Regions from separate parts of the Homo sapiens genome. Here region 1 is linked to region 2. Evidence: chromatin contacts called from ENCODE Hi-C or POLR2A ChIA-PET data. All regions are on one chromosome and are shown on one strand. The core of a region is the stretch at or near the end of the contact, and the rest is flanking DNA. Distances in the headings are between cores, read along the strand shown. Region 1 holds the start of ZNF197 (zinc finger protein 197). Region 2 holds the start of ZNF445 (zinc finger protein 445).

What was found. A loop is a pair of places that touch in the nucleus more often than their neighbours do. ChIA-PET counts read pairs that join two places held with the same protein, here RNA polymerase II (POLR2A). Pooled maps may share reads with other maps.
Region 1: a map of gastrocnemius medialis shows a loop between it and region 2 (11-fold over the local background). The contact joins the promoter of ZNF197 here to the promoter of ZNF445 in region 2. A Hi-C loop is called at or near these places in 16 of 168 maps with a recorded cell type or tissue (CD4-positive, alpha-beta T cell, CD8-positive, alpha-beta T cell, HCT116 and 11 more), 11 of 37 single-sample maps with no recorded cell type and 24 of 50 pooled maps. POLR2A ChIA-PET finds 5 or more read pairs at or near these places in 3 of 52 experiments (MCF 10A, activated T-cell and activated naive CD4-positive, alpha-beta T cell).

Annotation. Positions count from the first base shown.
Region 1 is chr3:44,623,671-44,627,314 of GRCh38, forward strand. It overlaps ZNF197 (zinc finger protein 197), which reads left to right and starts at 1,366. Exons shown (of 6, transcript NM_006991.5): 1 at 1,366-1,473. The region is part of intron 2 of ZNF660-ZNF197 (ZNF660-ZNF197 readthrough); the gene reads left to right. All of the region lies in intron 2 of ZKSCAN7-AS1 (ZKSCAN7 ZNF cluster antisense RNA 1), which reads right to left. ZNF197-AS1 (ZNF197 antisense RNA 1) reads right to left here and starts at 1,127. Exons shown (of 2, transcript NR_046658.1): 1 at 1,052-1,127. RefSeq lists a silencer at 1,370-1,719 and an enhancer at 1,699-2,201.
Region 2 is chr3:44,475,300-44,479,076 of GRCh38, forward strand. ZNF445 (zinc finger protein 445) reads right to left here and starts at 2,371. Exons shown (of 8, transcript NM_181489.6): 1 at 2,292-2,371. It overlaps LOC101928529 (a long non-coding RNA gene), which reads left to right and starts at 2,391. Exons shown (of 4, transcript XR_940785.4): 1 at 2,391-2,910; 2 at 3,283-3,370. RefSeq lists silencers at 2,119-2,168, 2,189-2,348.

The sequences.
Region 1 (3,644 bases), core at 116-2,615, 150 kb after region 2:
TTCTTATGATCAGCTTTCACATTTCTTAGCATTTACCACCACCTGACACATTTTTATATTTGTTTTCTGTTTATCCCACTAGAAATGTAAGCCCCATGAGAACAGAGACTTTACCTCTTTATCTATGTCCCTAGTGCCCAGAACAGTATTTGGCATATGGCAAGTACTCAGTAGTTGAATGAATGAATGAATCAAGGCTGAAGTTTAAGTATGTTGTTTAATGAATGCCAGGAGAGAACATAAAGAAATAAACAGAATAAGCCTGGCACGGTGGCTCACGCCTGTGATTCCAACACTTTAGAAGGCCAAGGTGGGGGTGGATCACCTGAGGTCAGGAGTTCAAGACCAGCCTGGCCAACATTGTGAAACCCCGTCTCTACTAAAAAAAAAAAAAAAAAAAAAAAATAGCCAGGCATGGTGGCACGTGCCTGTAATCCCAGCTGCTCAGGAGGCTGAGGCAGAAGAATCGCTTGAACCCGGGAGGTGGAGATTGCAGTGAGCCAAGATTGCGCCACTGCACTCCAGCCTGGGCAACAAGAGCAAAACTCCATCTCAAAAAAAAAAAAAAGACATAAACAGAATAACATGAACCTTGCTCATTGAATAAACATTCATCTACAACCTATATGGCTTCAGCTTTGTACTAGGTGCTAAATACATGGGATCCATGCAGACATGGCCTTTGCCCTTTTGGAGACTTGTTTCAGCCATAGTCCCATATAGGGGTGTCAGTTCCAGAAGTCCAAACTTAAGAGACTGAAGACCAAAGAGAGGATCAGAGTGCCAGTTTCCTTTATATACACCTGACTTTACCCAGGGCGATGGACAGCTAGAATAACCTCTTCTTTCAGGGGAGAGATGTCCCTACCATTTGCACATTACCTTGCACCATCAACTTGATTATTATTTAATATCATAGCTCCAATATGTCATCATGTGGGCAAGAGATACACCACAGTAAGCGAATTCACAAGAGGGTGATTTATAAGTCATGTTATTATTTATAGTGAGAATTGCATAAGTTCAAGAAGAGACCAGAAAAGTCACCTACCAGGTCATTCAGACGTGAAGGTCACTCCCTATCAACCTCAATTGAAATGCAAATCAAAATAGAAATGTCCAACTCTCTTAGGAGGCAACAGGCATCCTGAGACCCTGGGTCCTGTCTTTCATCTCTGCACCCTTCCGGTCTGAAACAGCGGCCAGTTCTTGTTCGATGTAAGGAACACTAGTACCCAAGGGCTCAGGAGTTCCGCCTCTCTTCCCCAGTTCTGGGAAAAGAAACGAACCATAGAGATGTGGCTTCCTAGAGATCCGGGATGAGGGGCGGGGTGCAACCGGAAGTCGCAGTATTCTCGGCTCGGCCATTATTCTGTGCCTCGGCTGCCGGAAGGGCTCGTTCCTGTGTCATCTCCTAGCGGCCTGGCGCCGAGGCGGCGGTACGCAAGGCTGGAGCCGCAGCGGGAGCCCCCGGTGAGCGGGGTGGGCTCGGGGGCGGGTGGGCGTGCAGGGAAGGCGGCCCGGGACGCGGGCCTGAGCTTGCTGGGACTGCACAGCCCTCGGTAGCCTCTCCCGGGCCCTGACCCCCGGCATGGTCCGTCGCCAGCTTCGTGTTGGGGTTCGACGTCGTGGCCTCGGCTGGGCAGGCAGCCGGCCCGAGGGAAGTACTGAGGACAGCAGCTCCGAGTCTGTGTGTGTTTGTGGACCGGTGCTCCTGTCTAACGGACTCTGCTGGCGCTTTGAGAAGAGCTGCCTCAGTAGCCTGCTCCCCCAGCTCAGGCCTTTCTGCTCTTCCTCAGTCTTGTCTGAGGCTAATCCACAGAAACATTCTGAGGTTTCCCTATTACCGGTGGCGCCCAGACTCTTGAGGACGGATTTTTTTGTTTGTTTGTTTTAAGGGGTGGAACGATTTTAGCTTTTTTAGTCTTTTAGTTTTGTAATATAATGGTATTTAAAAATCAAACTTGAAAAACTCAAACTTGAAACCACCCATACCAACATTACTTCAGGCAATACATTTTAACACAAAGTACTAAGACCGTAAACTCAGAATAAATGCTGGCCTTTGCGCGCGCGCGCGCACACACACACACACACACACACACACACACACACACTCATTGCCAACCTGTCAGCGACGATTGTTACTGGTTTTCTCTTTTTGCAGCTTACCAGATTAAAGCTTTGTCGTGGACTGGTGTTTGGAAACTGTTGTTTTAGAACAGTTTGGGTTGTTTGGGTTTCATAAGTTTCTTCGTAGATGGAATTGTTTTGGACTTCTGGAATTAGAATCCCTGAATTCAGAATTTGCTCCCATGTCTCAGTTAGCTAAGTGGCCTTGAGTGGATTCGCTCCTCTGATCCTTTTGTTTTTTTTAACTTCTGCTTTGAAAACCTTTTGTGAGAAGCTAATAAAATGTATGTTTAAGAATTTGTTATTTTTATGTTATTTGAAAATTATTCAAAATTCTTTTTAAAAATTCCTTTCCATCACCCCCAGATCAGTTACCAAGGACTACCAAGTTTTTCTCAATTGCCTTATCCCTACTTCGTTTAGAACTTAAGTCATGTGTTTAGACTATTAGAAAAACCTAACTGACCTTTCTTGATATCCAGCCCTCCCACCCCCACCATTTCTCACTAATAGAGTCCTGACACCACTTAAGACTCTCTTCATGCTCAGAGTGAAAAAGGTCTTTCTAATTGTGGTACAGTACCCAGAAGTCGTAAAAGATTGACTGCATGGCAAAAAACACTTTAAGCAAAGTCACATGGCATATATAGTCACAAAGACACTTGACAAACTGAGAAAAATTTGCAGCTGCCATTGTAAACAAAGGACTAATTTTCCTGTGATAAAAGTGTGTACAAATTAACAAGACCCAACACCTCAATGGAAACATGGGCAAAATATATGAATAGTTACTTTAAAAAATATACAAATGACTCTATATTAATTCGTTCAAAATGCAAGTCAAAAATTTGGCGAAGAGCACAAACTTTGAGAAACATATTGGTGAAAGTGAGGAAAGGCACTCCCATACAGCTGTTTCTGATGGGAGTATAAATTATAAATTGGTTCAATCCTAGTGAGGTCAAATTGGCAATATCAAAATTATACATGTATATACCTTTTAACTCAGCAATTCTGATTCAAGGAATTTTTCTTATATATGCCTACACACATCCAAACTGATGTATGCCCAAGATTATTCATGATTATATTGTTGGTAATAAGAAATGATTGAAAACTACCCAAACATTCCATCAGTGCTGGCATGAATAAATTATGATACATCTATGCATCCATAAAAATGCGGAGAGGGGCTGTGTATTGACAGGAAAGATCTCTAAGACATATTATTGAGAAGAGGAAAATGTACCACGTCATTCATGGTGTCCTACCATTTGTGAAAAAAAGGGAACTAGAAAACAATATATGTACACACATATGCAGAAATAACTGGAAAGATAGATAAGAAGCTAACGGAGAAGGAAACTTTACACAGTATACATTTTATAATTTTAAATTTTGAACCAAGTGAATATATTACTATTTTTAAAAATAAGGAAAAATGTAAAGTAAAGCCTCTTTAATGCTGAAATGTAAGTAAAATCACTTCACTTACAGGACAGGATCATCTC
Region 2 (3,777 bases), core at 1,121-3,620:
GCAATTCTCCTGCCTCAGCCTCCCAAGTAGCTGGGATTACAGGTGCCCGCCACCATGCCCAGCTAATTTTTTGTATTTTTAGTAGAGATGGGGTTTCACCATGCTGGCCAGGCTGGTCTTGAACTCCTGACCTCAGGTGACCCACCCACCTCAGCCTCCCAAAGTGCTGGGATTACAGGCATGAGCCACCATGCTCAGCCAGGTATTAAAGATTAACTTGGTAAGTGGCTCTTAAAAATCGAGGACATTTAATACTGTCAATTTTTATCTACCAATTTGGATTCCTTCTTTCATTAATTTGTCATATATTTATTGAGAACCTACTGTATGTTCCAGTACTGCCTTGAGGCGTCTATGAGGAGACAGATTCGTGGTATGCTAAACAGTGACAGCTGCTACATAGTAATATAAAACAAGAGGCGGGCACGGTGGCTCACGCCTGTAATCCCAGCATTTTGGGAGGCTGAGGCAGGCAGATCACCTGAGGTCGGGAGTTCGAGACCAGCCTGACCAATACGGTGAAACCCCGTCTTTACTTAAAATACAAAAATTAGCTGGGCGTGGTGGCACACACCTGTAATCCCAGCTACTTGGGAGGCTGAGGCAGGAGAATCACTTGAACCCAGGAGGCGGAGGCTGCAGTGAGCCGAGTTTGCACCACTGCACTCCAGCCTGGGCAACAAGAGTGAAACTCCGTCTCAAAAATAAAATAAATAAAATAAACAAGGAAAAAGAAAATAAATTTAAGAATAGGAAGGAAAAAAAGAAATTCATAAATTCAATCTTACAGAACACCTAACAATTCGCCTGAGAGTCACAGAAATGTACTCTTTCACATTGTTTCTAATACAAAATCTTGAAAATTGCAAAATACAGTGTTATGTTTTACTATAGTTTACTCTCTGACATCGTAGACTGCTTATGCACTAATTCTTCCTGGATACCGGAAGCCAGAGAAAACCTAGCGGTGGAATACTTGCCATTTTTCATGCTTTTTGTCAGTTTCCTTTTTAAGTGCATACTGAGGTTTATCTTCAAAACATTCTCATCTTTTCGGCTTACAGTAAGACTTTTTTTTTTTTCTAACCAAAATGTGTCTGCCTTTCATTAAGATAACATAAAAGAGCAGCCTAATTCTTTGGTCCCTGAATATGCACACACATGCATGCACACACACACACGCAGACACACACACAACACATGGAGGCTCTCTGAAACTGCTTAATCAAATTACTGCTCAAACCACTCCCTGGCACTTCCTTGCAAAACAACCAACCTAATACTGAGTTTTTAGTTTTGCACTACAAGCCGTTTGAAACAGAATAACATTCTTTCCTGGCCACCACTTTTAAATTCGGAAGGAGACAATACTCTGATCTCTTAGGCCTGTGCAAGTCAGAGTGTGCTACAATCGCTGCAGGTTAGAGCTCTGCCTTTGTTTAAAAACTGCATTTTATATACTAGTTACTTCATTGTGAAAGATAACCACCCTGACAAACAAGATTTTGCTATTTTTCTGCACAAATGTCACTTCACCATTTAGAGCTTCATGCAAATGTGTCTCCTACAGAAAATAAACTGCAAACACGATTTCTTAATTATCCTCGCCAAAAAAAAAATGTTTTAGTGGTGTCATAATGCCAGCACTAATTTTAGCCAAAATAAGAACAAATGCATTCTACAAATTCAGGAGATTATAATTTTTAAAAAGCAGTAGTATGGATATACTTAATGTCACTGAATTACACACTTCCAAATGGTTAAATGGTAAACGTTTATGTATTGTATGGTAAATGTTATGTGTTATTTTGGCACAATATTGTTTCCTCACAATAATACTAACAGGTTTTTTAAAAAGCAAGAGCACGCTCTCATTTCGTAATATATATTTATGGATGTCAGTGTGCAGAATTATGCACAGATATTTTAAATGTCAGGAGGCCTGGAGACAGATTTCAGGATTGCGGCTACTTTTACTTTTCTTCTACTTTCCCGTGTTATCTAATTGTCTCTGATAAATACGCTTTATATGCAGAATTGGATGAAACGAGAAAGCCCGGAGAAACCCGGGCTCCAGATTCTCTACCCCGGACGCCTGGGAGGCAAAGAGGTTCTAGATACGCCCTCAGCGTGGCGGGGGCGGGATCCACCGCCAGACCCCCGCCACGGGCGCAGCCTCCAGGCCGGGCCCCGTCCGCCGCCCGGGCAGGCCCGAGAATGCCGCGGACTTCGGGGAGCCCCGCGCCCGCAATGCCGCCACCCCCACCCCCGCGCCCCGCCAGGCCTCTCACCGACTCCCGCCGCCGAGCGACAATCGGTCCACCCGCCGCCACCGCAGCCGCCCGTCCCGCGCCTACCTCCCGGCGGCTCCAGTCGCGCACGCGCGTCGGCGCCCGGGGCCCTCCGCGGCCTCTCTAGGAAACTGGGAGGCCCAACGTCTCTGCTTCTCTCCGGCTCCGGTGCGGCGGGCGGCGGGGCTTGTCCAACATCCCTCACCTCCCTCAGTTGGACATTTCCCTTCCACGCTCGGATGCCCAGCCGCGCCTGTTTTCTTGCATCCCTCCTGTCGTGTCTGCGGGGCTGCCCTGAAGGCCTCTTTCCCTCCAGGGAAGAAAGGGATCCAAAGCTAGGGGTGAAAATAGGGCCAGCAGTATCTAGCAGACTGGTCCTGGCCAGGAGAAGGGGTTAAGGGAGCCACTCATTCTTCGCCTGGGTACACTTCAAAGAGGGGAACCAGATCCTACGGGAAGCTAGGTGCCAGAACTCCTGCCTTTCCAAGACGAGCTCATCCCCATCATCACCATACCCAGGAATACTTGTTCATAGCCAGCTCAGAGGTGCACCATACTTTAGCTTCCCACGGCCTTCACTCGTTTTCTCCTGTGGGTGAATTCTAACTAGGCTCGCCTGGTGAGTGAACAATGATGCCATTGCCCAATAATATGTGGAATCTGGGAGGAGTAGGTTGGGGGTAGGGGGTGGAGGGGCTGCTTGAAGAGGAGGTGAAGCAACCTGGAGAGGTTGCCCACCCCCTGTAGGAGCAAATGTCATCTATTGCCAGTGCCAGAGAACCTTGAGGGTGCACAGCCAAAGCCATAAGGCCATCTGCTGCCATTGGAGGGCATGCTACAAGCTGCTGTCCTGGTAGTCCTCTGGTTTGTGCTTCCTAGTGGCAGGCTGCAACATGTTGACGATTGATCTTTCAGATGGGCATTGATGATGCCCATCTGTGCCCTGAGGCTTTGCTTTACTCATCTGATCCACCCCTTTTTAATGCCCCAGTCACCAAAGATGGAAACAGAGAATAGATCCTGAACACCAGGAAGATGGTGACAAGGTGATAGAGAAACAGATGGCACATTCAAACAAGGTAAGTGGGGAGAGTTCACAAGGGGCGATTTACACAAAGTGGACAGGGTTAAGGAAATGCAACACGGAGTGGTGCAGAATCCCATGGCTAGCAAAATTTAGAAGCTATTCTCACCCCTAGGAGCAGGCCATCTGAGAGAAACTGTGGCTTTCAGTTGAGGGCTACATCCAAGCCATAGTCCAGCACAAAGGAAGCTGAGGTAATAAATAACCTGAACCCAGCTCTCTTCTGATCTCCTGCCAGGGCTTCCCATTGGCCCAACTCAACTGGAAGCCAGAGGGCAATCCAGGAAACTCAGTCTCCCAAGTGTCACAGCAGGGTTGAGGACTGAGACTGAATATGGAGGGGCAATTGGAAAATATCCAACACATACAAAAAGGAAAATAGAAACTGCTTGTCAATGCCTA